Linked DNA regions of Homo sapiens: regions 1 and 3 are each linked to region 2. The links are chromatin loops, found by intact Hi-C in ENCODE. Cell type or tissue: PC-3. All regions are shown on one strand.

What was found. Peaks named below come from ENCODE experiments on the same cell type or tissue, not always from the same donor. Only the 100,000 strongest peaks of a DNase experiment are listed, where the experiment ranks them.
Region 1: a loop joins it to region 2, with 6 times the contacts of the local background. A loop is called at or near these places in 2 of 110 quality-filtered maps.
Region 3: it touches region 2 in a loop (2.6-fold over the local background); 7 of 110 quality-filtered maps call a loop at or near these places.

Annotation. Positions count from the first base shown.
Region 1 is chr2:232,925,558-232,928,057 of GRCh38, reverse strand. It overlaps NGEF (neuronal guanine nucleotide exchange factor), which reads left to right. Exons shown (of 15, transcript NM_019850.3): 4 at 872-1,014. Among named protein-coding and RNA genes, the nearest start is that of SNORC, 57 kb to the right of the region's middle. In PC-3, no CTCF peak of the experiment used is centred here; no DNase peak of the experiment used is centred here; H3K4me3 peaks cover 2,500 bases; H3K27ac peaks cover 1,284 bases.
Region 2 is chr2:232,874,247-232,876,746 of GRCh38, reverse strand. It overlaps SNORC (secondary ossification center associated regulator of chondrocyte maturation), which reads right to left. Exons shown (of 3, transcript NM_001394206.1): 2 at 625-807; 3 at 1-500. The coding sequence ends at 391. Among named protein-coding and RNA genes, the nearest start is that of SNORC, 5.2 kb to the right of the region's middle. RefSeq lists a silencer at 189-258. In PC-3, CTCF peaks have their summits at 372 and 1,003; a DNase peak (open chromatin) is centred at 196; H3K4me3 peaks cover 1,442 bases; H3K27ac peaks cover 78 bases.
Region 3 is chr2:233,052,612-233,055,111 of GRCh38, reverse strand. No RefSeq gene overlaps it. Among named protein-coding and RNA genes, the nearest start is that of INPP5D, 6.5 kb to the left of the region's middle. RefSeq lists a silencer at 905-1,064. In PC-3, CTCF peaks have their summits at 765 and 965 (motif pointing right); no DNase peak of the experiment used is centred here; H3K27ac peaks cover 1,152 bases.

The DNA of each region.
Region 1 (2,500 bases), 51 kb before region 2:
CCCAGGGCCCCGGCGTGGCCCCCGACCCGGCCCCCGCACCCGCCCCGCCGCCGACCCTATGGAGCTGCTGGCCGCTGCCTTCAGCGCCGCCTGCGCCGTGGACCACGACAGTTCCACCTCGGAAAGCGACGCGCGCGACTCGGCGGCGGGACACCTGCCCGGCAGGTGAGGACGGGCGCCTGTCCCGGCCCCGGCGCGCCGCCCCCGCGTGCCTCTTTCCCAGCTTGCGCCCGGGGTCCCGGGCACCCCCTGCGCGGCCTATCCCCACTCCTCCTCCGCGGGCCCCCGCCGCCCCTACTCCCACCCCCGGGCCCCGTCGGGCCCGCACCCCATCGGGTGGGTGTTGAGCCCCGGCCCGGGCCCCTGGGACCCCGGTCCCTGCCCGGAGTCTCCTCCAGCGCCCTCGTCCTGGGCGCCCTGGTCGTGCGCGTCCCGCTCGGCATCCCCTTTCCGCGCCGTGTGGCCTGGGGACGGGAGGATCGGAGTCCGAAAGGGGCCGGGGGTCGAGTGACGGCGAGGGGCGCCGAGTGGCTTCCTGGCCGCGGGACCCGTCGGGCTGTCGGAGCGGCGCCGGAGAGTGGGCACGGTGCGCCAAGTTTCCACCGCCTGCCCGGGAGCTCCAAAACCATGGAGGTTTGGGCGGGCTGGTGTGGAAATGCATCACCCGGTCGCGCCCTGGTGCGGTGACAGAAAGGGCTTTTGGGGCCCGCCCGGCCGGGAGGGGCGGCGCTGGCTGCGGCCGCTGCCCCTGGACGGTCCCGGGTAAGGTCCGGCTGGCTAGCAGCCGCCTGTGCGCACGCCCCTCGCTAGCCAGCCGAGGTGAATCCTTGCTTAAAAATAACCAGCCCCTGTCCTCCTCCCTCTCTGGCAGTGAGTCGTCCTCCACCCCGGGAAATGGGGCCACGCCCGAGGAGTGGCCGGCCCTGGCCGACAGCCCCACCACGCTCACCGAGGCCCTGCGGATGATCCACCCCATTCCCGCCGACTCCTGGAGAAACCTCATTGAACAAATAGGTGGGTGTCTCCGCAGTAACCGGGTTTTATTTGGGAAACGCGGGTCCCTGGAGGACTCTGAGGGTCCTCCTGCTCATGGGATGCCGTTGTGTTTCATACGAAGGACTGCGTCTGACATGGGTAAGGAAAGCTTTTGACATGTTTGGCTCTAAATGGTTCCGCAGGCAAAACTGCTGCATTTTAATAGCGCTGCACAAGTGGGCTTTAGCAAACATTTCTGTCCTGCTCTCTGCGGAGAGGTCTATTTGCCCAGCTCTTGTCTGGTGGGAGGGCTCTCTGACCCCTTATCACTTCTGCCAGAAAGAAGGGATGAAGCAGCGCGGCTGAGCTGTGCAGCGGGGAGGACTCCACTATCCCCCATCAAGGAAGACCTGGAAGCCAAACCGGCTGTTGGGAGCAGAGTTGGGCTAGAGGAGGAGGCGTGTGAAGGGGGGTTCTGGGAAAAGCCTGGTGCGATTCAAGAAGAGGAGGCGGTGGCCAACTTTGCACAGGGAAAGGAAAGGCGAAGTAGGGAGGAAGCAAGAGCCCCAGAGGCCCTTGGCTTAGGAAGGGAAGCCTCTCCAGGAATATGGCCTGGAAGGGAAGCCGAGGCTCAGCCTGTGTGGTCCAACTGCTACACAGCTGCACCTGAAGCACTGTGAATAGGGAAAATGGATTCAAATAGTGACCCAAGAACTTCAGTACTTGCATTAAAAAAAAAAAAAATCGCTAGTGACATCAAGCTAGTTCTCATGTCGTCAGGAGAGGCACCCGTGAATGAATGATATAGGTTCCCTTACTCTGAAAATGGTTCCAGAAGTCTTTTCGTTCTTCATTGTTGTCAGAGCAGCCGACAGTCTATCTGTTAAATAAAAATTCTAGGTTTGGAAAATTTCTTCCCTAGATATATAATTATTGTCCTCCAGTCCCAAATGCTTGGACAGACAGGACGTGTCTCCAGTGGGGAAGTGGAGCTTCCATCGCCACCGGAGACCCCGTGCTTGGGAGACCTTTCCCGGGCAGCCCACTCTTCCCTGGCAGGGATCTTTCTAAACTGAGCCCGGAGAGGAGCTGAGCCCTTGTGAAGCTGAGGGGGTGGAGCGCACACTGCATGCTGTTAAGCCGCGCTGACTCCGGAATTTTGTTCCCAGTGGGCCCCCTCCACGTGTCAGGCTGGGTGGTGGTGGTGGTGGTGGCTTTTCCCTTTGTTTGCTGAGGGAATGGAGAGGGGCTGATCTGAAACTGATGCCACATAGAAAATCCTTATTTTAAAACAAAGGCCCCTGACAACCGCTTTCTTCCAGCTCTGCCACGCTGCCACATCTGACTTAGCATATGCTGGAGACTTTGACCTCCACCCTCTTGAAAGGGCTCCTCTTTGGCTAAGATCAGTGTCACTACCAGGAAAGACATCCAGGTTGGGGAGGAGATCGTGCCTCCCTTCTGCACTGTGGGTGTGTGGAGCTGTCTTTCTTGGAGACGGCTGAACCTGCTGGGCTGGTGGCAG
Region 2 (2,500 bases):
ACCCGCTCCGATGCCCTGGCGGCCCCGGCGCACGCGCACCGGGCACGCACATGCGGCGCGCTCCTGAGGCACTCCAGCCGTGGTGCACGGGGACGCCGAGCCGCGCGGCCCTGCGCGCGCTCAGGTGCACGCCACACGCAGGCGGGCTCGGACATGCTGTGCGCTCACGCACGCCCCGGCGCCCCTGCGGGGAATTCGGGCGCGCCTCCGGACCCGCGCGCGTGCACGGCACCCACCCTCGGCCCCGCGCGCACCCCCGCCCTGAGCGCTCGCCTGCGCGCGCTCACGCTCTGGCACACCTGCATGCGCGGACACGCACGCGCGGACATACAGGCGCGTGAGGAGTGCAGCCGAGTCGCGCCGCGGCCGGGCGCGGCCCCTTTATTCGCTTCAGGAGGCAGAAAACTTTCTCAGCGCGACGACCACGAGCGCCAGCACCACGCAGGTGGCCAGCAGGGCGGCGATCACGATGGCCGCGATAGCGCCGGGCCCCAGCGACCCTGCGGAGGACGGAGGACCATGTCACCTGCTAGCCCCCGCCTGGCCGGCCCTTCTCCCCGCGCCCCCCGCCCCCCGCCCCTCCTAATTTCTCCCTCTCCCCTCCCTCCCCCGCCCCGCCCGTACCGCCGCCCTGGTCCAGCCGCTCCTGCGCGGTGCTGTCCTCGGGTCCTGGCGCGACGGTGGGGGCTGGGGGACCGGTGTCCACGGGCTCCCGGCCGGGGCTGGTGCTCTCCACGGGGCCTTCTCCCGACGGCAGCTCGGCCGGCTCGTTCCACAGCGTGGGCACGGGCTCCTGTGGAACATCGTCTGCAAAGCCAAGGAGAGGTGCTGGGGCCCCAGGTGACGGGGCCGACAGGGACGTCACCCCCCACCTCTAGGTTAAGCAAGTTGCCGGTAGCGCTGTGTGAGGGGTCTGGGCTCAGCGCTGCACTAGCCCTCACATTTCCCAGGCTAAGAAGCTGAAGCCAGTGCGTTGCTGCCTCCCATTGGGCAGGGCCGGTGGGTGGGCAGGAGGAGTGTCTGTTCAGTGTAAGGGAGGTGCCCCCCACAAAGCCCTTCTCTGCTTATAGGGTTGGGAGTTGGCAGGATTTGGGGTACCCAGGGACCAGAGAGCAGAAAGGAGACATTCTCAGTCCCACAGAAAGCACAGGCTGAGACGCCTGCATGATAACCCCCGCCCTGTATCCTCACCAGCCAGCCCACCCCAGTTGTCCTCCCCTGACCACCACTCCAACCCTGGGCCATCCATCCCCGGCAACCAGACAGGATGCCCCAGAAACGCTGGAAAGCTCAACATGGGGATGGTAGGTCGGCTCTTGGCCTCTCCAGCCCAGCCAGACCATCTGACATCACAGTGTTAGCAGGGCAGGCCTGCCCATGTCCTAATCTCTCTCTCTCTCTTTTTGAAACAGAGTCTTGCTCTGTGCCCAGGCTGGAGTGAAGTGGTACAATCTCGGCTCACTGCAGCCTCCGCCTCCCGGGTTCAAGCAAGCGATTCTCCTGCCTCAGCCTGCGGAGTAGCTGGGACTACAGGCACCTGCCACTACACCCAGCTAATTTTTGTATTTTTAGTTGAGACGGGGTTTGCCATGTTGGCCAGGCTGATTTTGAACTCCTGACCTCAGGTGATACACCCGTGTCGGCCTCCCAAAGTGCTGCGATTACAGGTGTGAGCCACTGCGGCCGGCCCCATGCTCTAATCTCAACTGGGATAGAGACTGTGATCCAGGGACACTCGACCCTCAAGCCGGTTCCCTGGATGAGCTTGGGGATGTCCCAACACCTCATCTCTTTGACTCCAGCTACTCTGTGGTGTGGGAACTGCTTTTATCCCCATTTCAGAGACAAGAAAGCCAAGGCTTGGGGATAAGGTGCCGTGGTGGTGAGCACAGGTGGGCTGAAGGCCTTGGACAGTTGCAGGAGCGGTTGTGCTGCCCAGAAACAGTGCAGGGAGGCTGCCGTTCTGTGAACAGACCCTGCCGGCCAGCCGGCGACCCTAGGGCACCTTTTGTCCCTGCGGGTTCCATCCCTGAGCGCTGGGGCAAGAGTCAAGCCAGACACTTGCCCTCCTCATAGGTTCACCAGCACCCAGAGAGGCGGATGCTCGAGAAGACACAGAGGTCCTTCCAGGGTTTTCTGGCCAGTTGTGTCCATCTAGGGCAAACCACGCAGAAACATCAGCCAACCCAGACTCAGGGTCAGTCTTAAAGTAAATGGGCCTTCCCAAATGTCAAAGTTAGGAAAAACAAAGAAAGGCCGAAAGGTTCCAGATCAGAGACTAAGGAGACAGCTCAATGTTCCTGGACGGGGAGGGACAGGCCTGTGATCGGAGACTCAGGTCCGTTGGTGAAGTTTGAACAGGGTGTGGCTTAGGACTGCCTCAGTGCTCACTTCCTGGTTTTGATAGCTGACTCTGGTGTGTTAAGAGAATGTCCTTGTTCTTAGGAAGAATTTAGGGGCAAAGGAACATGACTTCTGCAACTTACTCTCAAATGATTTC
Region 3 (2,500 bases), 180 kb before region 2:
TCTCAAATCAAAGGCCAAGGTCGCTTACTGAGATGGTGGAAGAGGAAGTCAAGTCCCAGCCCCTGACTAGGATGAAGGGAGACCGTCCCACTGGAGACGTCTGGCAGAGCTGGAGCACTCCCAAACTAGCAGATTATGATCCCTTATTGTCTGCCAGAAAAGAATTTCTTCCCTCCCAGCTCTCTCTCTCCCCACCCAGCCTTCTCTCTCTCTCTCTCTCTCTCTCTCTCTCTCTCTCTCTCTCTCTCTCTCTTCTCTCTCTCTCTCTGTCCATCCCTCTCTCTCCACAGTTGTTTTTGGAGCTCTGTCAAGATACCAGGCTCCACCAGCCTGCCTTTCCTTTTCCAGTTCCATTTCTGCTACCGGCATCTTGACGTTTCCAGATCCACCCAGGCCCCTGCAGGCACAAATTTCATTCAGATTTGCAGAGCTAGTGGCCACAGTCCTCTGAATTCCTGACAGATTTTGCCAGAGACCATCCATCTATGTGGCCCCACGGCTTCCTGGGGCTTGGTGCATCCCCAACAATGGGAAGGCAACATCTCAAATCATGGCACCCTCCACCCCTTCCCTGTTCTGCTCCTCTGATAAGCTCCATTTTAGTGCTGCAAATCAGACTCTGAATTAGACACACAGGAACAAGGCTGGGATCCAAATCTCAGCTTTACCATGACTATGTAGCATCTCTGGATTGGTTTGCATCTCTGTAAAGGGATAGTGACACCCTGTTGAAGAATGTCTGTGAAATTATGTAATGTGTCTGGCACCAGGTAGGTCCTCACGATGAGGCGGGTCTCCCAGGCGGCCCCCTGACCAGCTCCTGAAGGGCAGAGCTTCGGTGGGCTCCTGGGGGCTCCAGCGGGCAGCTGGCATCAGTGACCTTCGCCACCGGTTTAACCCAATTCTAGAAGAGAACTCTTTACCTGCGACTACAAAGAACCTGAACGGGTCCGGGTCTGCGCCTTGTGACTCCCGGCCACCAGGTGGCGCTGCACTCTGGCCTCCCCCTGGGACCAGAGCCGGGAACATCGCTGACAGGCACAGGGGCGATCCCCAAGGAGTCCAAGGGCCCATGGAGTCCATAATTGTGCTAAAGGACATCTGTGAATACCGAAGGCCTGGCAGCGAGCATCTCCTGTTTCACTGAAGATGCCGGAAAATCAAATGAGCTTGAAAGAAAACAAGGAGAATTAGGATTGACTTTGGGAAGAATTGGGTAAGAGGAAACCATGTCCAAAAAGCCAACATATGTCTCTTGTCAAGATTCTTAAGGACAGAGGGAAATATTCGTAATACAACGTTTAGTGAAAAAACAAATCAAGGCCGGGTGCAGTGTCTCACACCTGTAATCCCAGGACTTTGGGAGGCCAAGGTGAACAGATCTCCAGAAGTCAGGAGTTCAAGAACAGCCTGGCCAACCTAGCAAAACCCTACTAAAAATCCAAAAATTAGCCAGGTATGGTGACAGGCACCCGAAGTCCCAGCTACTTGGGAGGCTGAGGAAGGAGACTCGCTTGAATCCAGGTGGCGGAGGTTGCAGCGAGCTGAGATCGCACCACTGCACTCCAGCCTGTGCGACAGAGTGAGACTCCATCTCAAAACAAACAAACAAATCAAGAAACCAAATGGGAATACATTACGATTCCAACTATGGAAAAAGCTCTATCCTGGAAAGACACTGGAGGTGAACAGGGTTGAGTTAGGCGGCATATCCACGAGCAATTTTTTTTCTTCCATCTACTTTTCCAGCTTTCCTTTACTGCCCACATAAAAAAATTAAATAAAAAGAGAACTCCAGATCAAGGTAGTGTGTGTAAAATCCTGCTGGAAGCATTTTGTTTTGTGTGGATGGCTGGTTGTATCCTGGGAGACTCTTCCCCCATCATTCCTCTCAGGATTCCTAAGAAAGAGACCAACTTTTCTCTCCTTAACCTTTTTTTTTTTTTACATTGAAAAGTAACATGTGCACATAGTAACATGTTATTTAACATGCTCAAAAGGGTTTACAATAAAAAGTAAGTTTTCCTGCCAGCCCAGACCCCAGATCCATTTCTCCAGGGCCAGTGTCTTGTGCAGTCTTTCAGTGTTTTCTATGCATATACAACCCGATTTTTGCAGGGCCCCCTTTTTTAAATACTCTATTATGTGTCTTTCATTTTTCACTTCAGATTTCTGGACATTTCGTGGAGCTAGTTTATATCTACCACATTCTTTTAAACATACCTACTATTCTATATCATAACATGGTGCATTTTACCAGTTTCCTCTCCCTGGACACATAGATTCCAGGGTTTTTTTGGTTTTGTTTTTGTTTTTGAGATGGGGTCTGGCTCAGCTGCCCAGGCTGGAGTGCAGTGGTGAGATCTTGGCTCACTGTAACCTCCGCCTCCCAGGCTCAAGCGATTCTCGTACCTCAGCCTCCTGAGTAGCTGGGACTACAGGCATGTGCCACCATGCCCAGCTATTTTTTGTATTTTTAGTAGAGATGGGGTTTCATCAT